Regions from separate parts of the Mus musculus genome. Here region 1 is linked to region 2. Evidence: chromatin loops called from intact Hi-C (ENCODE). Cell type or tissue: heart. All regions are shown on one strand. Links, peaks and the distances in the headings refer to the core of each region. The heading gives the core; the rest is flanking DNA.

What was found. Hi-C counts contacts between places; a loop is a spot of excess contacts. Peaks named below come from ENCODE experiments on the same cell type or tissue, not always from the same donor. Only the 100,000 strongest peaks of a DNase experiment are listed, where the experiment ranks them.
Region 1: a loop joins it to region 2, with 2.3 times the contacts of the local background. A loop is called at or near these places in 5 of 42 quality-filtered maps.

The regions. Positions count from the first base shown.
Region 1 is chr7:29,376,311-29,388,328 of GRCm38, forward strand. Sipa1l3 (signal-induced proliferation-associated 1 like 3) reads right to left here. Exons shown (of 23, transcript NM_001081028.1): 6 at 11,653-11,841; 7 at 10,843-11,017; 8 at 9,746-9,849; 9 at 6,886-7,043; 10 at 1,186-1,762. Among named protein-coding and RNA genes, the nearest start is that of Dpf1, 74 kb to the left of the region's middle. In heart, for the core only: a CTCF peak has its summit at 7,122 (motif pointing right); a DNase peak (open chromatin) is centred at 7,121; H3K27me3 peaks cover 5,905 bases.
Region 2 is chr7:29,448,635-29,460,652 of GRCm38, forward strand. The region is part of intron 2 of Sipa1l3 (signal-induced proliferation-associated 1 like 3); the gene reads right to left. Among named protein-coding and RNA genes, the nearest start is that of Sipa1l3, 51 kb to the right of the region's middle. In heart, for the core only: no CTCF peak of the experiment used is centred there; DNase peaks (open chromatin) are centred at 4,837 and 9,397; H3K4me3 peaks cover 414 bases; H3K27ac peaks cover 1,523 bases; H3K27me3 peaks cover 7,801 bases.

The DNA.
Region 1 (12,018 bases), core at 2,358-10,357, 72 kb before region 2:
AGTAAATACTCTAACTTCAAGCTATATTCCTACTCAAGATTAACTTTTTTGTTTTGTTTTGTTTTGAGACAGGATCTTTCCACATAGCTCTAGATGTCCTGGAACTCACTGTGTGACCAGGCAGGCTTTGAACTCATAGAGATCTGCTTGTCGCCCCCTGCTAGTGCTGTAATCAAAGGTGTGCAAGCTTGGTTAGAATATAGTTACCATATTTTATGTCCTTGTCTTCTAATACAGAAAGTTAAACCATTCATGATTGCTGTAACTACAAGTATGAACCGGAATCCCGCCATACAATTACGTCTGTCTCCTTCATTGTACTTTCTCATTATTTTTATGTTCCTTGCCCTTCCTCTATACTCTAATGGTCTAGACTGGGGTAGCCAACTTTTGACATCTGACGTGGTAGTGTGATCTACAAATGTGCTGGGCCACATTCATAGCTATCCTGGGTTATGTGTGGCTCAAGGGCCACAGGTTAGCCCAACCTGGTCTAGAACCTTTAGTTTATTTAATTTTCGCTTTTGTAAAAGTGCGTGTTTATGGGTATGTGCATGACAATGTAGGGACTTGGCACCCATGGAGGCCAGAGATGATGGGAACCTCTGGAGCTGGAGCTACAGGCAGGGAGCTGCCCGATATGGATGCTTGGAACTGAGCTCATGTCCTCTGCGAGAGGACAGTCTCAACCTCTGAGCCGCCTCTCCACCGCCGCACTCCCCCTGCCCAAACCTTTCCTTATATTTTAAGTCTCCCAGAGAAAAGCTCTCTCAGTTTCAGTACTGGGAATTGAACCTAGGGCCTTGTTAAATGCTCTCCCACTGAGCTTATACTTCCAGCTCCACTTAAACTTTCAGTGTAAGTTTAGATTTGCATGTCCTACCGACTTTCGGGGGCAATGAATATGTGTGTGTGTGTTTGTTTGTTTTGTCTTTCTGAGGTGAAGGGATGGGCAACCAGAGTCGTGTGTGTGTGTGTGTGTGTGTGTGAGAGAGAGAGAGAAAGAGAGAGAGAGGGGGAGAGAGAGAGAGAGAGAGAGAGAGAGAGAGAGTGAGTGTTAGAGTTTGATTGATTGATTCTTAGGGCATGTTATGCCTGACTGCCTGGGCCAGGTTAGGTACTACAATACTTCTGGAACCTTCTGCCAAACATGCAAGACACCCACTGCCGGGCCCACTTTCTTACCTTTAGCCTCTGGACAATGTCCCTGATGTCTTCCACAGAACCCTCTGCAGCCTGTAGAAAGATGTGGTCCCCTCGGCCATAGAAGATTTTTATTGTGGAGGAGTCTGGGGTCCAGCCAATGACGTCCCCACAGTAGCAGTTGAAGACCACCTCCTTGGTGCGCAGGTCCAGGAGCACGACAAACTCATTGGAAATGCCCAGAATGCAGTCAATCTCTGAGCCCTGGGCGTAGTCCTGAGCTGCCACCCGCCAGGCAATGGCCCCAGCACTGTGCTGTTCTGCTCCTGCCCGGGCCTTCGTCTTCTCCTTCTTCTTGGAGGTCAGGGAGATGAGGTTGAACTTGCCGGAGGAGTCAATGGGGGTGTTGGAGACACAGTTCTCAGCTAGGTCCTTCAGGTACTCCTGACGGGTCCTGGTGGCCATTGTATGGAATTTGTCGGATTTGTGAGCAGCGTTCTCAGCATTAATTACCTTGGCTAGCAAAAAGTCTCTGAAGACATCAGACTTGCGGAATGTGGTTCCGTTAGGGATTGGGGGGCCAAAGGGAGGCGCATCTTTGGATCGGGTCACAGCCATGCTGAGGAGAGAGAAACCATTTAGAGGAGGAAAAAAAATGCAACTCCTTAAAACCGACAGTATACATACTTGCAACTCCAGCACTTGGGAGGTGGATGAAGGATCAGGAGTTCAAGGTTGGCCTGGGCTCCTTATGACTGTCTCTAGCCAGGGTGATGGCAAGCTAGGTGTGGCCAGCCTGTCTACAGAGTGAATTCCAGGACAGCCAAGGCTACACAGGAAAACCCTGTTTTGACTACCCCAAACCAAAAAAAGAGAGACAAAGGAAGAAAGAAAGAGAGAGAGAGAGAGAGAGAGAGAGAGACAGAGAGACAGACAGACAGACAGATAGATAGATGTTTTTGTCTCCCTCCTGTCCGCCCTGCTGGAAATGGAACCATGTAGCTAGGCAAGTGTTCTGCTACTGAGCCATACCCCATTCCTCCATTCTTTTATGAATGAGCTAATTAATAAATTGCTAGTGATTTAGACTGGAAAGTTAAAGAACATGTTTTAATATATTATATATAACACACACACACACATACATACAGTGCTGCAGCTCAGACCTGGTGCTTATACATACAGAACAAGAGATTTACCACAGAGCTGCATCTTCAGCCATGCTTGGTTTTCTGAGACGGTCTCATTATGAAGCCCAGTTGACCTTGAACTTGAGACACCCCATCTCAACTTCCTGAGTGCTGGGATTACAGCTACAGGCGCCGGACTTCATTTACTCTTGTTTTATATAAACTATGAATCAGATTACAGTTTGGGAGAAAAAAAAAAACCCAACTGTCCGTCCTCTCTAATGTCCCAGTCAGATGCAAGCTTACTGCCCTTTCCCACTGATCATGTGATTCAGTTTGGGCAACGCCTTTACAATGAGGGCTTCAACTGTGTGAGTGTAGGAGGCATGGAGGGATGGAGGGGCCTGTACTCTATTCTCCTGAGCTGCAATGGGATGGCTAGGCCCCGGGGAGAGCCAACTGCTCCTAAGAGGGTGAGGAAAATCTGGGACAGGCTTGGACAGAAGCTGACTCAAAGGGAAGGGTCTTAGCCTATGGGTTGTGATCCCTTGGCAGGGTGGTGGTGGTAGTGAATGACTCTTTTTACAGAGGGCACATAACAGATTCCCTGCATACCATATATATATATATTACAATTCATAACAGTAGCAAAATTATAGTTAGGCTGTATTAAAGGGTCGCAGCAATAGGAAGGCTGAGAGCCGCTGGTCCAAGGCAGAGGTCAGAGCTGCTGTTCCTGTTTCATACCATCAGTGTCGGGCTAGCTGGCTGTGGAATACGTTCTGTGCAATTTAGTTTTTTTTTTTTAAATACTTACTTGATACTAATATACTTTGCAAATAATTATCAACAAAGATTTTTTAAAATCTGGAGCTAGTGTGGTGGCTCGTGCGTATAATCCAAAAACTCAGGAGGCTCAGGAATTCAAGGTCATCCTTAGCCGAATAGCATGCTGGAGGCCAACCTGGGATTTGTGAGACTGTTTCTCAAAAGAATAAGTAAAATAAATAAGTAGACTACAGATTACACAATACCCTATGCAACTCAAACACAGTACAATGCCTGTAGGCATTTGGTTGGCCTTTACAGTACCCTCCCGCATCCTGATAGGGAATGGTGTAACATTCACCCATCTGTTTGACAGGGGCTTCCTGGATGCTCCTCTCAGCTCTGTGGATACAGCGATTGTGGTCTTTCTACAACTGCTGACTGAGCACACATATGAACAGACACTGACAAAGACAGAGTGGTGGGCCAGGGCAGGATAGAGCTCCTGCTTTGGACAGTAGCGTCTGGGGGTGGGGGAGGAGGGTGGGGCTGAGGGAAGACACTGCAGACAGAAGGAACAGCATGTGGGACAGCCCAGGTGGAAAAGAACATGCAGGAGGAGGCAAGCCCAGGGTCAGAGCTCAGGCGACAGGGACATGCCACACATGGCCCTGGAGGTGTCTCACACTTCTCATCCATCACATTCTGGGAGAAGGAAGGCCTCTATACCTGGGGTCCCACAGGCTCAGGCTTCTAAGTGAGTTTGGCCAATGGGAGTCACTGGTAAGAGGAAAGATGCTGGTGGCCATTAAGAAATGGCAAAAGACAAGAACTAGAAGATGTGTGGCCATCAGGCCTCCTGATCCACTAGAGCTCAGCAGGAGCTTCCAGGACATGTGCAGTTATTAATTCAACTATTGTTTTTGTGGTGCCTGTAGTGGGGATCCCCAGGCCTCCAAGGTCCTCTGATGTGTTAGCTGGGCATGGTGGCACATGCCTGTAATTCTGCCACTTGTGAGGAGGTGAAAGAAGCAAGAGCCATCTTTGGACCCAGAGTTTGTGGCCAGCCTGGGCTACATGACCCATGAGTACATGTACACGCATGCACGGTGTGAGGGCGGGGCAGGCTGGCCTCTGTATTCTTCTTACAGCTGGGGGAGGCACTGAGAGTGGGTGACTTGGGATTGGCAAGGGTGTATCACTAACACTTTCTTTAAAAATCCAGAAAAGAGGAAATAGTGAAGCAAGGAAGGCAAAATGCTAACATCTGCTAAATCTGCTGGCGGGCACATGGGTGTCTGTTCCATTATTTTCTGCTCTTTTCAGAATGTTTAAAATATTGCACAATAAAAGTCTTTTAAAATTAAATTGTAAACCACCACCACCACCAAACCCAAAATGCCCATGAAGGGCTGTGTGTCAGGAAGAAGTCACCCTGGGGACCAAGCCTGAGTTTGTCGGGAGAGGTGGGAGGTGGGAGCAGGCTACTGGAGATACAAGGTAAGGGAGGAAGGCACAGAGATGGGGAGGAGCACTGAGTGCAGTGGCAGATCCCTATATTCCCTACATTTGGGTAACTGAAGCAGGAGGACCACATGTTTGAGGCCAGCCTGGGCTATATAGTTGAATTGCAGGCTAGCTTGTGCTAGATAGCAAAACTCTGTCTCAAAAAGCCAAGGGTGTGGCTAGGGCTATAGGTCAGAGGTACAGTACTTGCCTAGTATGAAAGAGGCCTGTGTCCAGGAGACAACATACACACACATGCACACCAAACAACCAACCCACTGTAGCCCCAAGCCCCAGAGAAATTCTGACACAGGGGTGCTTGGACATATTAAGCTGATCATGGTGGCTCAGGTTTATAATTCCAGTACATAGGAAGCTGAGGCAGGAGGATGACTATGGGTTTGAGGCCAGTCTGAGACCAGCATGGCTATGTGAAAGTGCTACAGAAACAATACAAAGCAAGCCCCAGAGATAAAACCCAACAATGGTTCAGTGGTGAAGTCTTGCCTGGCATGGACATGGCCTGCACTTGATCCCCCATCCTGTGCCACTCCCCTGCCAAAGTAAAAAGGACTGTGGAGGGAGGGGAGAAGGGCCACCTGGCTACCTGAACCTTCCTGCTGACCTCTGAGGCACAAGCAGGCTGCTTCCTCTTCTCTGGCACGTGCGAGCATCTGTCCTCTGTTACCTGGGCTACCTCTCAGATGCAGAGACAGTTCAGAGTCTAAGGTGCCAGCCAGCATCCTGCAACTGTGACAGTATGTTCCAGTAACAAGGGGGTGGCCTTGGGCCAGGGCAATGACTGATGGTGCTGGTCCCCGGCAGCCACTGGACAATGCGTCCCACACAGCAGCTCACATCAGTTGCATGCTGTTCAAACTATTAAAAACTGCCAGCTCCAGCAAGACCAAGGCTACCAGTGTACATGGGCAAGGGCCCTCACTCCCCCACTTCCACTGCAACCATTCCCTAGACAGCCTTCTGCTTGATTTGATGGCGACTGCAATGGGTGCAGACTCAAGGTGACTCAGTGCAGGCACTAGCAAACTGTCCCAAATGCCTGTCCTTGGAGGACAATGGGGAGCTGTCATCTATCTGGAACGCAAAGACCTCGGAGACTGCTGAGTGGAAGCCCCTAGGCTCTACAGCAGAGGCTCTAGCCAGCCAGCACCTGTGCTGACACGTGGAATACTACATGGCCTAGAGACGTAGAAGCAGCCCTCGGGGTGAAGACGGCCGAGCAGGGGGCCGATGCAGCTGCACGCCCACCCTCCTGGAGTCTTTGGATTTTACACCATGTTCAAACAATGGGAAGCAGTACACCTGCTCCAGTCCCCACAGTCGGGGCCTGGGTTGCTGGGTCAGTGTTTCAGAGGATCCAGCTCTATCCTGCTCCTAGTCTCCAATGGCTTCCTCTTCATCTTCTGGGGACAGCCACTAACGTGGGGAAGCCCTGCTGTTGCAGAGGGTAAGGAACTGGCTTGAGACCTGGGTTACCTGTCTGTGTGGAAACCAAAACCCTCAATCCAACATGCCTATCACCCCGACATTCATTCAGGAGGGTTTAGAGTTGGAAGACAGCCTGGGCTACAGAGTGACACTCTGTCCCCTCCTCAACAATACCTACAAGCAGGGCCCCCATGTAGGTGGTCCCTGGGGTCTGCTTCTAGGTTATCACCCCTGTAGCTCTCTGTTCTCACCGGGCCAGGCACTGAGCTCCCAGGGGCACCTGACTGCAGCCAGGCCAGAGGGCCTGCCTCCACAGAGTTTCTGCTCACGCCCCAGTGAGGTGTGGCTGCTTGCTTTCTCTCTTGCCCTCACTGAGGCAGGGTCTCCAGCAGTTCAGCTGGCCTTAAACTTGATAGACGGCCGAGAATGACCTTGAACTTCTGATTCCCCTGCCTCCCCCTTCCAAACACCGGAATTATAGGAATGCACCACTGTGCTTGGTTTATGTTACACTGGGCACCAAACTGAGGGCTCTGTGCATGCTAGGCCAGCTTTCTGTGAACTGAGCTACAACCCCAGCCCGATATCGATGTGTTTCCCTCTATAGCTGGGAAGACGTTAAACTGAGTGCCGCCAGAAGATGAAGCTCCCTTCAGGCTCAACGCCCGGCTGAGCCTTCCTGTGAGGTGCCCAAGAGCCCGCACAGACGAGCATATCTTCCTGTGAGCCAGGATGAGGCCGTTTCCCATTACTCAGAAAGTTCCAAAAATATAGGCCCTGATGGGAAGCAGGGGGCCAGGATGTGAGGTGAGGTGGGATCTGTGACTAGGTACAACCTCCTCAGCCTCTCAGGGCCTGGCTGTGGTGGCCGGGATGCTGGCAGCCGTACCTATAGCAGACATTCTCAGTGCAGGGGTTGTGGACTCGGACGATGATGAAGACGTGCTGGAAGTGCGAGCGGATGTTCTTAGGGGTGAAAGGTAAGGCGCCGGGCTCCTGGAAGATGATCGTCACGATGTCATTCCCTATGTGCCTCTTCCTCAGCAGCTGGAAGCAGAGAGGGAGGAGGGAAGGGTCACAGGTCAGCTCTAAGAATCCTACCCAGACTGCCTTGCTGGCTTCCCATGCCCACTACCAGCAGAGGGCGCATGTGAGCGCCGGAGTCAGGCCTAGTCCCTGGAAGCTCAGAGCCCTTCTGGCTCCTTCTCACTCCAGAGGAATGGACAAAGCCAAGAAGGCCCCACATGGGACCCCCCAGCCTCTGACACAGCCTGTTCTCCTCCCACACCTGCCCGGATGCTCTTCAAGCATTCCAGGAAAGCCTTCCTCTTGCAAACAGTGGGAATGGCTGTCCCTGCTGCTCCTTCCTCCTTGGAGGGATTTCTGTCACCCACAGCAAATCTGAGATCTGTCCTGCCCCAGCATGCCTTTCTTTGCCTTTTCCTATTCCTTATCTGATATTTATGCCCACATTTTGCACACAGAGGCTCTCCCTCCCTGTTCCTCATTTATCTCTTCCCATTCAGGTTGTCAGTGATGAGAAAATGGGACATTGTTTTGACTGTTGCCTGTATCAGTCCCTTAGTTCCTAGCAAAGATCTTGATAAACTGGAGTGCTTGGCAAATCATATTTACTGCAGGAGGACCCATGTGGGAGACCTTGGACCTGCGCAGGCCATATGGACAATGGCAGAATCTGACCAGGATGCACAGGTAGGGCCCATGCTAGGAGGCTCTCTCTCCTGCACTCCTGGGAGCCATGCCCCCTGCTTCCATCTCCAGAATGGGTGTCTTCATGGTATCTTCTTTATTCGACAAGACTACAACTGACATCCCCCACACCTTTTGTTCTTTTCTGGAGGGCAGGGAAGACAGGTCTCACACAGCCCAGGCTAGGACCCAGACTCAGTAAACAGCTCAGCATGATCTCTTACTTTTTTTTTTTTTTTAATTCATTATATGTAAGTACACTGTAGTTGTCTTCAGGCACTCCAGAAGAGGGAGTCAGATCTCGTTACGGATGGTTGTGAGCCACCATGTGGTTGCTGGGATTTGAACTCCAGACCTTTGGAAGAGCAGTCGGGTGCTCTTACCCACTGAGCCATCTCACCAGCCCGATCTCTTACTCTTGATCCAACAAAGGGAGCTGGTCACCACAGCTGAGTTCTGTTTTGTTCTTAACTATTTAATTTGAGACAGCTTTCCTAAATTGCCCAGACTGGCCTGAAACCACCAAACTGGGCAATCTCCTGCTTGAACTACTTTATCCAGCCTGCTAGTTCTTTTTCATTTGTTTATTCTGGAACAGGATCATCTATGTAGCTCTGACTATTCTGGAAGTCCTGCAGTAGACCACAGTCTAGAACTAGCAGAGATCCATTCACCTGCTTCTGTGACTCTAGTGTTGGGGTTAAAGGCATGTGCTGCCAAGTATAGCACCAAAGACTTTTAATTTTTTTATTTTTATGTGCATGTGTGTTTTGCCTGCATGCACATCTGTATACTATGTGTGTGCCAAGTGCCCTCAGAGGCCAGAAGAAGGTATCAGATCCCCTGGGACTGGAGTTAGACAGTTGTATGACACCACGTAGATGCTGGGAATTGAACCTGGGTCTTTTGGAACAGCAGCCAGTGCGCTTGAGCTCTGAGTTGTCACTCCAGCCCTGGGCCTGTTAGCTCTCTAGCTTTTATGCATCTGAACTGTACAAATGAAGTTACAAGAATTGCTTCCTGTGGCTGACCCCATATGAGGCCTACCTCCCAGTCATATCTTAAATTCGTGACCTTGCTGAACCTTCCCCAAACCCTGAGTGGCAGTGACTCATTTGACTGCTTTTCAAAGGATGGGAAAACTTGGTTCAGAGAAACTAAAAGTGACCTGCCTTCTGTCCTACAAGAATGAAGGCAAAAGGGTGGGACCCCAACTTGATTTTGATTTTGAATTTGCAGGACAAGTTTTCTGCAGTCCCTGGTACGCAGCAGCAGGCTCCTGCTTCCTAAAAGTATTGGCTGCCTGGTGCTCAGGGCCTGCGCATGGAAGCAAGTATCTTTTCTAGTACCCATGCAGCATCCATCAGGACCATGCTGCCCATGTGTGGAGGAAGGACCTGTGGCCTAGAGAGGTGCCTTCACTGTCCTGAGCTCACACAGCAAGCAGGGGCAAAGAGCTCAAACTTATGTTTAATTCTGATGCCGATGTTCTTGAGAGTGTGTTATTAGGATATCCTTAGGAAATGGCCTGTATTTTGACTAGTTTTGGCCTACTGAGACTATATTGTGATCTGTCCTAACAAATGAAAAAAAACAAAATCAAAACCACAACAACAACAACAACAACAAAAAACCTCCCAAAACCAAACAACAACAACAAAACAAAACCATAAACCTATGTTCTAAATTCTTAGCACTCTGGGTTCCTACCCACCAGAAAGTAGTCCCACTGTCCTGCTGGCTCAGTTGGCCTGCTGTGCCCAAGAGAGGGAGCTGTCACATCTGCAGTCTCCTGCAGCCCCCTGGCCATAGGTGTCTACTGTTATCTCCCAGCACCTGGCCCCTAAACCATTCACCCTTTCCAGGATGGCCACGTATTTCATTCAGGCCCAGTCGCTTTCCTCTGAATGGTGGGACAAGAGCACTGACTGTGGGGCGCATCTCCGCCATCCCTGGGCAGATGGCCTGGCTGATGGCCACCAGTCTTGAGAAGAGTGAAAGCTTAGGGACTAACTGTGCCCCAGCTGGGGACCACTGACCTGCTGCCTGTTGTTGGGAGTGTAAGGGAGCAAGGTGGAGACGTGGAACATGATCTCGTAGTCCTGGTACGTCGTGTAGAGGGAGTGGGTCCCCGTGGAGTCCGCTGGGATAGAAACAGCAGTTAGTACTACCATCCCTAAGCCTCTAGGTTCCTGGAGTATCCCACAGGCCATCTGTTAGCTTTTAACTCAAAGCCTTTACTTACATTCACTCTTTAAAAATGAAAGAAATATAAAAGAAATCTCCCATTATATAATTATTATTTTTTTAAAGGCAAAGTCTAGCAATGTAGTCCAGGCTGGCCTCAAATGCAGTCTTCCCGACTCAGCCTCCTGAGTGCTGGATCGCAGCATGAGTCACCATGCCAGAGTGTCTTCAGAGCTTACTGTCAGCCAGCAAACCCTCGCCAGCCTGCCACGCTCTTAAAATGCTTGGCACTTAAAAGGCGTCCTTTCGTACACATTCTCCTGAGGCTCTCTCCGTGTGACAGGTGGCCCTCACCGTCGTCCCTGCTCTGTAAATGTCACACAGTCCCGTGGAGCTCTGGGGTGCTCTCCAGGTGCCCGAGGCCATGCTTAAGCCTCACATCTGATGCCCATGGCACAGTGGCAGAGCCTATGCCTAGGAGCACGACCACCGAGACACACACAAGGGCTGACCTCCAACCTCCCCAGAACACATCCTGCTGCATTCCCCAGTGGGGGTGCTGTTCACCCTGACCTCCCACTGGCCCGCACCTTCACCTGGGTAGGCATCACCAGACCTGAGCAGGTCAGTCAGTCAAGCAGGGGTGGCTCCCTGACAGCTCAGTGGCCCCTACTTAACAGATTATGATGATGGTGGTGGTGGTGGCATTGAGGGTGGACTCTAGGGCCTGTTAGGGAGGCGCTCCATCCTGAAGCAGTACATGAGCCTCCCCCTGACCCCACTTATTATCTATCCATCCATCCATCTGTCCATCCATTATCAGCTATCTATTTTTTGAGACAAGGCCTTGCTATGTAGCCTTGGCTGACCTGGAATTCAATATGCAGACTAGGATGACCTCAGACTGAGAGATCTGCCTGCCGCTGCCCCCCAGGTGCTCCCCACTTACTCTTGACATCCAGCTGCGCGGCATACTTGGTGAAGCCCTTCAGACAGACCTTGTCGCCCAAGAGGTCCAGGAACTCCTCGAAGGCAGGGCCGGCTTCCTCGTTGTTGTACATCTCCTCCTCTGAGCTCTGGCCCGCCTTGCAGTACAGGATGCCGACCTTGTGCTTGCGGCACAGCTGTGTGGGGGAAGAGTGGAGCAGGTTCAAGGAGGGTCCAGGGAATGGGACATGGGGAGGAGTCCTGAGGGCCAGGCCCAGGAGCTGCTGGGACCACTTGGGAACTCAATGCACACAGCCTTTGGGGAAGGAACCCGTGTTGGGCGTGCCCCAGAGACTCGAGCGCAGGGAGGAGCACACTCTGTCATCTGTCTTTATACGGCTGTGCCAGTCTGCGGTATTCTTAAGGCAGAGCTGGGAGCTGGGACTGGCTTCCGACAGGAGAAGACTGGGTGTGAGATGAGCCTGTGCCAAAGCAAAACCTCAGCTACTCGGGGTCTGCACATATCTGGAAGTCCGAAGGCAATGCCAGGGGCTATGAACAGGCCAGATGGCAGTGAGTGGGTTTGTGTTCGTGCGTTGGCGCAGGTTCCCTCTCCCGCTCTCTCACAGAAACCTTGTGGTGTCAATCTCATTCCCAGGCTGTTTCTATGACACTGCTTTTGGTGCCCTTACAATGTGCTGAAGGCTCCCTCCTGTTGCTCAGTCTAGCTTAGTAGTGAATTTGCTACTTGTGAAACATAAACGTAGAGCTGGAGACAGGCGGGGCTGCGGGAGCGGGGCTGAAGGCGGGGGCTCCTCAGCCCCTGGCTTACCCCTTGCTCATCGAGCTTCAGCAGCTGCTCTGTGACTTTGGGAGTGTTGAGAGCCAGACGCAAGCAATGGATGTTGAGCTCTGGGATGACGTACTCCAGAGCATCCTTCAGGGGTAGGCCCCGCCCTGTCCCGTGCTTGGTGGCCGTAGGAGTGGCATCCTCGAGAATGGAGCCTCGAAGCGTGATGAGCTGCTCAAGAGAGAGAGGGGGTGGTTAGGGGTGTCTGGGGGCTCATAGACCCGTGTAGCTAGGCCTGCTGTTGTACTTCTGCAGTCCCAGGGGATTAAGAGATTGGAGGCTGAAGGGCTGGCAAGATAGTACAATGGGTAAAAGCACTGACTGCTCTTCCTGAGTTCAAATCCCAGC
Region 2 (12,018 bases), core at 1,565-9,564:
TGCTTGCTCTTGTTCTCACTGGCAGGTCTTCTCTTTCAATGGCGTTACAGCCTACTTCTTTGGGGTTCCAGGGTATGCCCTCCAGGCTCGTGGACTGAGCAATGACTGGATTCTATGCTCATTCTATCAGTTCTGCTCTTCTAGAGAACACTGACTAACACGCTCAAGAACTTGGCCATGATGCCGCTCACACCCGAGTACACCGTGAGCAGCTAATGGGATGGGGAGAGGTGAGGAGTGGGGTTCAGGATATCAGGAAGAGGCAGTTTTAAGGACAGAAACTCAGGGCCTGGACTTGGGGTGGCAGAAATGCTACAAACAGAACCCCGGCTGATGGGGATTGTGGGAAGGAAAATGTGCCATGGGGAGGAGGAAGCCAGCAAACACTGTTGAGTGGGTGAGTTTCGGGAAGAACAACCCACACACAAAACTGGTAGATGTGGAAGACAAGCTTGGGCAGCTGGCAGACAGGGACTGGAGGGTGACTCTCCACTGTACAGTCAGAGGCTGCATCCCGACGTGGCAATGAAGAACCATGTGCACAACAGACCCTTAAAACCGCCATCACCTAATGTCAGCACTTGATATTGTGCCTGTGTTCACATAATGATAAAAAGCACCTAAACTTTTTCTCCTTTATCAAGCATGAAGTGATATAAAACTGTGCTAGGTGGGGTGGGGGGGGGAGGGCGTGGCTAAATGGTAGAGACCCTACCTGGAATCCACCAATGGAATGGTGCTGACCAGAGGAAGCCATGGTTACTGGTTTTGTGTGTGGGTTGTCCTTCCAGACAACTCACCCACCCAACAGTGTTTGCTGGCTCTCTTCTCTCCTCTGCCCTCCCCTCCCCTCCCCTCCACATTTTACTTGCCACAATCCCCATCAGCCACGGTTTTGTTTCCCGTGTAAGCTGCGCACCTGCCTATATTCTATCACTGGGAAGCTGGGGATACAGTAATAAACCCTTGTCTACCTTCACAAGGGTTTAGGTTTGCTCCCCAGCACTGCAAAAATACAAGAAAATATACAAATTCCACAGATAGATTTTAATTATCAATGCTTGAAAATATTAGGTACTCAACAAAAGGTTGGAATCATGGCTCTGGTACATATATAAAATGCACACTACACAACAAGCTGGTACTCAACTTGGAACCAACCAAAGCCTCATGATGGTTGGGTCTTGACTGCGGAGGCTCTACACTAGATGTGAGCCTTGGCCAAAAGACACTATCTAAGGCTGTGTCACCACCACCCAAGGGAGAAAAGACAGCAGTGAGACGGGGCTGGTAGGACACTGCTCTCCCCTTTCCTCAACTGTGAAATGGGGACAGAATCTATTATTGGTCTCTGAGGCTGGTTGTGTGGATCTAACGGAATGATACAGTGATTTAACATAGCAGCTAGCACTTATGACTCAGCGCATAAGGGTCCTCATCACTGTATGCTGCCGAGTGGGAATCACTTGAAGGTGGTGTATGAAAAGCTCCACTTACTGGGAATTAGCCATTCCAAAGGTAACTATGGGCTGGCAAGATGGCTCAGCAGCTCAGGGTGTTTGCCACCTAAGTCTAGTGACCTGAGTTTGATCTCCAGAATCCATGTAAAAGAGGAGGACAAAATTGACTCCACAAAGCTGTCCTCTAGTGGCCACATGTGTCCATATATGAGGGCAGGGTAGAAATAACGAAGTAAAACCAGAAGGTGGCCAGATGTAGTGACTCACACCTGGAATCCCAGCAGGAGGATCAGTACAGATCTGAGGCCAGCCCGGATCTGAGTCAGAGTGAGGCACTGAGAAGAACAGACACTCGAGCTGGAGGGATGCCACGGAGGTTAAGAGCACTTGCTGTCCTTCAGAGCACCGAGGTCCCAGCACCCACATCAGGCCACTCCCAACTACTACAGCTTCAAGGGACCTGAGGTCCTTCTGTGGCTTCCTTGGACACCACACTCATGTTGTGTACACACACACACACACACACACACACACACACACACACACACTTTAAAGCAGTGATTCTCAACCCTTCTAACGCTGTGACCCTTTAATAAAGTTCCTCATATGGTGGTGACCCCCAACCATAGAATTACTGTCATCGCTACCTTATAACTGTAATTTTGCTACTGTTAGGAGTCATAATTTAAGTATCTGTTTCCCCATAGTCTTAGGTGACCCCTGTGAAAGCATCATTTGATCCCCAAAGGGTTGCAACCCAAAGGCTAAGGAACATAAAAAGAAAGCAAAGGAAAAGGAAACTCATAAAGGTGATTGTTTTTATTATGTGACTGTCAGTGGTAAGATCAACCCTAATCCAAAAATTCTTCAACTCCCAAAAAGTGCTGAGAAGACACACGCGGACAATCCGATGCCTGACCTGAAGTCGCAGCCAACGCTGGCGTGCTTATGTTACATAAAACGGCTCCCAGGTTATTTGGATCAAGAGGTATTTCAAACAGAAGTGAATTTGGTGTTCACACTTGGTTTCCACTCAGAAGATAGCTCACATATATTCAGATATTCCAAAATCTGCAACATTTCTGGTCTCAAGCACTCTGGATAAAAGACCCTTGGGGGCTCAGAAAAAGCTCAGAGGTCAGCTTTACCTAGCATGCTCAAGGCTGTTTTCAAGCCAGGTACCGAAATTAACAAACAAACCAACCAACCAACCACTTTTAAAGGGGTATTCTACCTCTGTGATCATGTCGGTTCTCCCCACGTCCAAGTTAAAGTAAGGCACATCTTGGGAAACAGTTACGCCATTCACCAAAGGGGCTTGGACCTTGCCTTTAGGGGGCTGACGTTACAGAGGTGGGGTCCTGACGATGCAGGTTTCATAGCTCAGAGAAGAGGCTGGGCTGCGGGGGAGGGGGAAGCAGGCCCTTTGGAGTGCTGTGTGAGGGGGATCTAAAGGAGGCGTTGGCATTAGTCTGGTCAGAGGACTAAGGGAAGGAGAACCCATGGACAAAAAGGAGTGGCCCAGGAAGAGAAAGTAAACGTCACGCATAGGACAGCAGAGGGTCAGGATGCAGAGGGCAGGTGCAGAGTCCTACAGGACTGGGCTAGGATGGGTGGTGGGCAGAGGTCACAGCAAACTAGGCTTGGTGGGCCACAGTGCAGCGATGACCTGCCCACAAGAGGTCACTTCTAGAATCTGAGAAATGAATGGGTCACTCTCAGCCTGCAGCAGAGCATCTGTGAATCAAAGCTGTAGGGTGACTGCAGTCAAGAAGTGTGACCCAGCATCTGTCCTTCAGAGTACTGCTCACATGATCCCGGGTCACGGGGCCTATAAAGAGGACAGAGCAGGCAAGCCTACAGGAGACGTCAGGGGCTATGCCCTCGATGGAAAGCACTCACTTTAGCCGAGCCTACTGTACACTACAGCTCACGCCTCGGCCCCAGACAGTCCACGGAGAGACACCTTCAGGTCCTCAGGTTATTCTGGGTACTGTCTGAGAACGACTCTCCGGAAGGAAGGCTGATGCAAGGTGTGTGCAGCTTGTAGATGGCCAGGCCTCCTCTGCAGTACCAGGAAAGGCAGGAAGCAAGTCTTCCTGGGGGACAGTGAGTAACACAGAGATGCGGGGAGGGCTCCGTGAGGAAGAGCATACTCATGTTCTGATCCCAAGGCATTTGGGGATGCCCCCCAGCATCTGGGTTCAGGATGGGCTCTATTATCACAGCCACACCCCCTCTAGCTACCGTGATTGTTTCTAGGAAAGCCATACCAGCAACACGCGCCATCAGACATACCACCAACACGCGCCATCAGACATACCAGCAACACATGTCATCAGAGAGGAGCTCAGAAGCTCTGCATCACAGCGGACAGATAACTAACCTCTTAGGACAGGGACAGGGTCATACAACTCCAGCCTCTTGGGAGGCCAGGGTGGTAGGCAATGCTGAAATAATTGGTTCCTCTGAACCAATGAAGGCATAGAAACAAAGTAGGTCACTGGGAACAGTCCCGCCTTCCTGACTAACCACCACAGACACTGGCTCCGCCTCTGGGTTTCTGGAGTACATCCTCACCTTCACTCATTTGTTCGAGGTCTGGTTGCTACTTTTTACCTGCAACCAAGGAACTGCCTGCCTGGTCCATAGACTTTTCTGAGGCCCAGCTCTGGTTCTCTGAGCCACATCAGCATCTTCTGGTTAAATCCCCTCCTTTTGCCTAAACGGCTGCTGTGGAGAAATCTGGCCAACAACTTAGCTTACCCCCTGCTGCAGCTTCCCCAGCTGTAAAATAGGGAAATTATAAACACTTGATCAAATTGTTAAAAGGATTAAAAATTATTTAAAGATGCCTGAGCACACTTGAGCTCAGTCATGTGTGTGCCACACGACATTTTAGCATAGATCATGGTGGCCCCGTGAGATTGTGCTGCCTGAAGCCTCCACAGCCATCTCGTGTGACGACAGTGGACAATGCTGGTTAGCAGAACAAAATTATTCTACAATGAACAGTTTCAGTCCAAGGGAGCAGGGAGCCACGGACCTCCCTCATCTTGGTGGCAGTTCCTTTGTTTAGGTCAGAGAGCCCTTTCTTCTCTGTGGCCAAGAACAGTGAGCACAGTTTCCGCCAGAAGGGTGACAAATCAGCCTTGGTGGGGGGTCTGAATAAAACGCCGGCCATTGGCTTCCCCAGGAGCAGGGTGGTAGAGGAAGCTCTCATGAGCTCATGTCTCCATCAGACACAAGCTGGACTCTAGTGTTTCCAAGCACAGGCAGAGGCTTGCTGGCACCATCCTGAAAGACAGCATGCTGGGACGGAGAGAAACTGTGACACGGCAGGTTCTACAACTGCCTCTGGCTGGAGGAGGCTCTCCCGCTGGATTCTAGCCACATCCGCCCTCAGGCAGCTACAAGGCAGCAGGAAAAAGGGACCCCGCCACGTCTGTATTTACAGCTGGGAACTGGCACCAGCATGGGAAACTCGCAAATAAACTCAGTCAGGAAGTGAGAGGTGGAGGGTGCTTCCATGGCAACGCCCATCTGGAGATTCCGGACCACAGCTGGAAGCGCTCAGGGGAGAGAGATGGACATAGCACTCCTTCTTCTGGTTTGCACCGGACTTTGATACATATGTTACTCTTCCTAGGGCAGCCTCTGTGAGCCTCTTCTTGTTCTACAGCTCAAAAGGCCCACTCACTGTCTGAACACTTCTGCAGATGGCTGCATGTTTCTGGTCTTTTCCTCCAGACTGTCTGCCTTGCTCATCACTCCTGACCTGGAAGAAGTGTCCAGCTGAAGAGGAACTGTCTTCTTCATGTTTACTGTTATTCATAGCACCAACTTACTCTCCACGGAGAATGAGCACAGCAGGGAACAGAATGCTTGCTACAGTAGTGAAGGTCACCCCCGTGTCACTTGACAAAATGAGATTCTTATCAACAAGCACAGTCGGGGAAAAATGGAAACCCGGACCCCCAGAATGAAGTTGAACCCTTATCCTACACCAGATGCAAAATGTAACTCAGAATGCACGTGAGATCCTGGTGTGAGAGCCGAACCCACAGAAGCCTTAGAAGACACAGGGAAAGGCTTCGTGGCTCTGAACCAGGCAGCAATTTCTCCATTACAATATCCAAAGCACAGACAGCAACAATAACAAAAAAGACCCAACATATCTGAAAGTCGTTTGTGTATTAAAACACTATTCTACTGAATAGTGGGTAGAAAAGCTGCCATGGGATGGGAGAAAGTATCTGCAAGTCACCGATCTGGTGAGAGGTTAGGGCCAGCAAGAGGGCTCAGTGGGTGAAGGGTGCCATGTAAACCTAGCAACCTGAGTTCGATTCCCAGAACTCACCTAAAGGTGGAGGGAAGAAACAAGTCTACAGAATTGTCCTCTGACCAAGATTGAATAAAACTTTACTTGACAGATGTAATTGTCTCAAAGGCTTAGGGCTGAATAAGCTCACCCTTTCTAGTTCTTTCTGAACTCTGGTTCACTGGTTCAACTCAGCTGTTCTGGCTCAAACTGACTGATTCAATCTGGCGTCTCTCCGCTTCTCAATGAACTGTTCTGCTTAGTCTCAAACTAACTTGGCAGTTGTTTTAATTTTCTGGCTCTCTTATTCTCTGGCTTCGACTGCTTCTGCTGACCTGCACTGAACTGCATAGACTCAAAAACTCAGCTCCGCTGCACCGCACTGCACTCAGTGCTGAGACTCCCAACTGACTCTCCCTGCACGGCTCCTAAGTCGCCTCTCTTTCCTGTGCTGCTGTTGTGAGAGTTGGAGTATCCTATCTCTGACTCATTCTGTCAAATCTTTCTCTGCTTCGACCCTCAATTAGACATCCCTTTCAAACATGGCTGCTTCCGTCTACAAACTCACCTTATCTAACCTACATTGTTTAGGATTAAGGGTGTGCACTGAGGGCGGGCATGTCTGTATCCCGGCCAGGGGGATTAAAGGTGTGTCTGTATTCCAGCCAGATCACAGACCTAGGTCTCTGGATATGATCCCTTGCCAGAGCAGCCTTGTTGCGGATTAACATTCCTCTCCACAAAGGACTTGAATAGCCATGCAAACCAAATGGGAGACGCCCTCACAGTCTGTTAAATGGCTGCAACTGTAGGACATGCACTACTTTTTTTAAATGTAGGTGATGCACTTTAATCGTAGCTCTCAGGAGGAACCGTCTCAGGAGGGGCAGATCTAGTGTGAGTTCCAGTCCAGCCTTTTCTACATATCAACAGAGAACTGGGGAGGCTAGCTCTCTGTGTCCTGCTGGCATCCACGCCAGCTGCTGTGAGAAGGGGATGGCAGTGCCCTACAAAATTAACTGGAGAACTAAACTCAATCCAGCAATCCCACTGCTGTGCACATAACCCCACAGAGATTAAAGTGGGGAACTCGATGTGGTGGCACAGGAGGCAGGAGCATCAAGGGCATGTTTGCTACACAGAGAATCTGGGGGCCACCTCAAAAAAATCTAAGTGAAACAAAGGACTGGAGTGGAGAGGAGACTCAGCACTGGCTCATGCTTGTCATTCACTGCAGACAAGGGACAAGCGTCCATCTACAGATTAAAGAGGAAGGAAACTGATACCTGCCACATCATGGATAAACCTGATGACATCACTACATGAAGTACGGCAGGCACAGAGGGACAAACACCACACCACTGCACTCAGTGTGTGCACGGAGAGTGTTCAGTTTCACGCTGACAAGAGGGAAGGACAGCAGTTGCTGGGAACCTGAGGAACTGCTTGCTGTTTACAGGGACCTGGTCCAGTTTGGCAAGGTGGAAGTTACTCTTTAGATGGATGTGCCAGCGACTGGGCAGCAATATGAACGTACTTACTGCAACTAAGCAGCACAGTTAAGATAGTTAAAACAGTTGTTTGGAACAATTACACTCATTTATCAAGTAATACAATGGGATATACTATCTGAAAATTATACTCTTGAATGCTAGGTTACTATATATTTTGTAATATTTAAGGGGAACAGTTTTGTATGAATAAATGCACATATACAAACATACACACATGCTTATACACAAATGTATGTTGTAGAATAATCATAATTAAACTACATCTGAAATGGCATATTGATGTTATTTTATCATAATAAACAATTAAATTACTAAAACGTCACATAGGTATATTACACACACACAGTTCTGGAGCTCCACCATATGGGTGACATCCCATGGCATGAGGGATTTCTGAGTGACAATTTTATATGCCTGCTGAGAGGCAGTGGAGAAACAGACGCTGGGGGACACTGGACAGGAAACTGTGTCATACTCAGTGGGACTGTCACTAACCACCTCACAGCACAGCAGCTTTTTACCTTTGTGTACCTTTGTGTTCCAGTGCACGTGTGTGGGTGTGCGTGCAAATGTAGACCAGGTGACAACCTTGTGCTGTCACCCTCAGTCACTGTCCACCTGACTTTTTGAGACAGGTCTCTTGCTGAACCTGGAGCTAAGTTGGCTGGTGTGGGCAGCCAGTGAGCCCCAGCATGGGGCTCCAGGGGTGTCACTGAGCCATGGACAAAGATGTTGAGAACCTGAGGTTAGACCTTCATGTGTAACAAGAACTTCACCAACCCAGTCATCTTCCCAACCTATTTCTTGCCACTGCAAACTGGGCACAGTGGTTCGTGCCTCTAACTCCAGCACTCACTCAGGAGACTGAGGCATGAGGATCAAGCAGAGAGTTCAGGGCCAGCCTGGCAACAGGGTGAGACCTCAAAACAGACACAAAGTTCCAGTGAGACGCACACCTGCCATCCCAGAACTTAAGAGGCAGGGGCAGGAAGAGCAGAAGTCGGAAGTCACCCTCGGTTATACCACGTTTGAGGTCAGCCTGTGTGAGCAAGCCTGCACAGCTGTGTGAATGCGCATCCTATATGTGTCTCCAGAAGTCCAAGGAGAAAGAAGTGCGCTCATAACCTCCCACTGAAGGCCAGCGCTGTAAAGATGGTAGCTCACTGCCTTCCAGTCTTTCCCCGGAGGAAGCAGAAGTCTTTCACTCAGGCTTTCCCAGGAGATTTTAAATAAAGTGAAAAATAGCATTTGAACACATGATAAAAACATGTTAGGAGAAAAAAAAATCAAGATTGTATGTTTATATCTTTAAGTGGTAATAAATATTAAATCTATTTCTCCAAATGGGAGGCTCTGGAGGAGGATGAAGCTTCCTTTCCCAGAGTCTTTGCAGCTTAGTACAGGCTCAATGCACACAGCCAGTCAGATACAGTACTTGTGACGGACAACATTAATTATACACTTTTTTTTTTTTTGAAGTGTTGAGGTGGCTTCTTTATTCTCGGGATGGGACTGAGGCACATGTTCTGTTTTTGAGATAGAGTCTTAATCTGTCGCACGGGTTGTTCCAGAATGTCCTAGAGTAAATAGCTCAGGATGGCCTTGAACCTGATAACTCCCTTCTATCTCAGAGTCTAGAATACTAGAACTTGTGATCCACCATGGCTGGCTTAAAAGAGGTGAAGTTTAAATTTTAATTACCCTTTATTATTTCAGGAGGTGAGCATAACTATGATTTTATGGACAAAGATTTGAGGCACAAAGAGATCTAGTGACTTTCCTAATGTCACAGGACAATTAAGTGGTGATGCAGGGACTTGAACCCAGGACACCTGGCCCCATGTTCTCATTCCCCTGCTCTACAGTGCAGATGACCCTGCAGTTAGGACACCAATGACAAGCTTCAGGGCCAGGTTGCCAAGAGTTGCATCCCGACTATTCATCCTTCGCTGCAGACTCATTCTGTTTCCTAAAGGAAATGAGAGATTGCTGGAATTCAGCAAAAGCGAGACAGCGGAAGCTGCAGCTGACCACAGGCACACGTGGGTCTTCTGCAGGGCTGCTGGGGGAAAATTCCTAAGCGATGACCTTACAGCACAGACCAAAGGCCAGATCCTGGGTGGGTCACCCTCTGCTGCCTGGGACACACCCAGTACCAGATGAGGAGACTGAGCCTCCCTCATCTACCTTCCACAGCATGGGGGAGAAGAGAAGGAAGAGGATGGGAGCCAGTAGCTCACAGCCACTAATCCTCACCCAGGAGACTGAGGAGAAGCCGATGGCCACCAGTGTACATGCTGAGGACTGCTCATATATGTTCAGAGCATGACGGAGGCTCAGTCAGTCAGTTGTTCTTGCCACGTCACGCAGATCCTTGTGGGAAAGCAGACCTACCAGTGAGGGGAATCCTGGAAATTAACCACTGGGGAGTTTTGTCTCGCCTCCCAATCAGGAAGAGATGAGAAATCATGGAGGGAAAACTAAGATCATACCAAACGCTGAGCCAAAATCCTAACCAAGGGGAAGCACAGTGAGGGTCACAGACAAGACAGCGCCGTGCCTGACAATGACAGCCCAGACGACTTTTGTATAACTTACACTCTCCTCCAGTCTCTTTCTCTTTCTCCTTCCTGTGTTGTTGACACTCCACAGAACTAAGAAAAGGTGTAGCAAGCACCCATGTACACAAACCCTACTGTACAGCTGTCAGGACTGCGGCATTCGCTCCAGTTTCTCATTTCTCCTCACACTGAAATACTGTTTTACACAGGGTTTCTCAGTGTGGCCCTGGCTGTGCTGCGACTTATGTAGACCAGGCTGTCCTCCAATCCCTGGAGATCCACCTGCCTCTACCTTCTGAGTGTCGCGGTTTAAAGGAGTGCGCCACCATGACTGGCCTGAAACACTTATTAAGACAAGTCCCAGACACCGTGTTGCTCCAAAATTATGCACTCCAGTTTGCAACTCTGAAGAATATGGGCATTTTGAATGGGCATGGTGGCGTATGCCTGGAGTCCCAGCTGAAGCCAGAGAACTGCTGCGAGCCCAAGGCCAGTGTAAGCTACACAGCAACTCCCTCAGAAACAAAACAAAACAAAGCGCAGGCCAGGGAAAGAGAAGAAGGGGAGAGAGTTGGTTGGTTGGAAGGGGAGCAGGGTACACTGTGGGCATTGTCCAGTGTCCTGTGGTGTGAGGCTGGCTCTGTTCTCAATCACAGTGAGTATGAACAAGCACTCAGACCCAGGCCTGACAGACCCCAGAGCAGGGAAGTGGGTACCGTGGTGCTTGAGACGGAGCCATCCTTGCCTTTCTGGAAGGCCTCTTTGCAACGCAGATCCAAAAAAAGGTTAGCAGGCGCTGGGCTCTCCTGACTCAGATCTTCTGCTCCTGTACCTATCAGAGAAAGTCCTCTAAAGTCAACTACGTGCCCGGCAGTGCCCAGGGTTACCCAGCTCTTCCACACCTGAGCCTGGGCTTGACCTGAAGCAGGTGCTGGCACGATGCCAAGTGTGGCTTGCCAATCAGGTCATAGCCACAAGCTCCTGGGCTCCTGACTCTGATGGTGAACGTCTGCAGAGGGAACCCTCCCAACCCCCGAGGTAGGAAGAGGCAGTGACAGTTTCATCCCTGCAGCTGAATAGGGGAAATGATGGGGCCAAACGACACGCAGGTGTGTATTAGGGCATACACAGTGTGCCCATCCTCCTTCCTCCCCCAGCTTCCCCTCTGGAGCTAGGCATCCCTACTCCTTGGAGCTGGTAGAAAATGGGGTGGGTACCAACCATGGAGGAGATTGTCTTTAGCCTTAGCAGAGCCAAAACTCTTTGAGTTTGGGGCCAGCCTGGTCTACAGAGTGACTGACTAGGGGATACATGGTAAGACTTTCAAAAAAGGGGCTGGGGTCCGGGAGATGCTGGGCAAAGGTCACCAGGATTGAGTTACATAGGAGGAACAAGTTTAGAGGATGTAGCTGTATATCATGGGGACCACAGCTAAAAATGATGTAGTGTATAGGCTTGAGAATTGTCGAAAGTAGATTTTAGGCATCCTTATAACACAAAAACCAATCATGTGAAGTAATGTACATGTTAAATGGATTGAGCCACATTTACCAAAGCTCCATGCTGTTCCTCATAAACATCAACAGGGTTAGGGTGAGGCTCAGTCACAGAGTCCTTCAATCATCCCAAACTTCAATGTCGAAATGAAAATGGAAACTGTAAATCCTCTTTCCATTAGAGTAACAATCAAGGGTCTCTGTACCTGGATCCAGCCTGTTGGTGCATGGAGGGCAACATGGCTGGAGAAGAGCTATGAGAAGGGTGGGGGGGGACACCTATGATACGGAATGGACACCCCCCACTCCAGCCCACAGAATCTCTGCTCCTCCAGACTTCTAATCCCCAACAGCTGTGATTAGCCCCCAGTCCACTGACCCAATCCACGTTCCCATAGCACTTCCCATGAACCTGGCAGGACCCAGGCTTCCCTTCAGAGTCCAGCCATCACTCCCCACAGCTCTCTCAGCCAGGCCCAGGTTTTCCTTCAGAGTCCAGCCATCACTCCCCACAGCTCTCTCAGCTGGGTCAGGCTTCCCTTCAGAGTCCAGCCATCACTCCCCACAGCTCTCCCAGCCTGGCCCCAGCAGAATTCACCTTTCTCTCACTGCCCCACATGACCCTCAGACTCACCAGCCTGTGTTACAGCCATCTGGGTGTCTGGG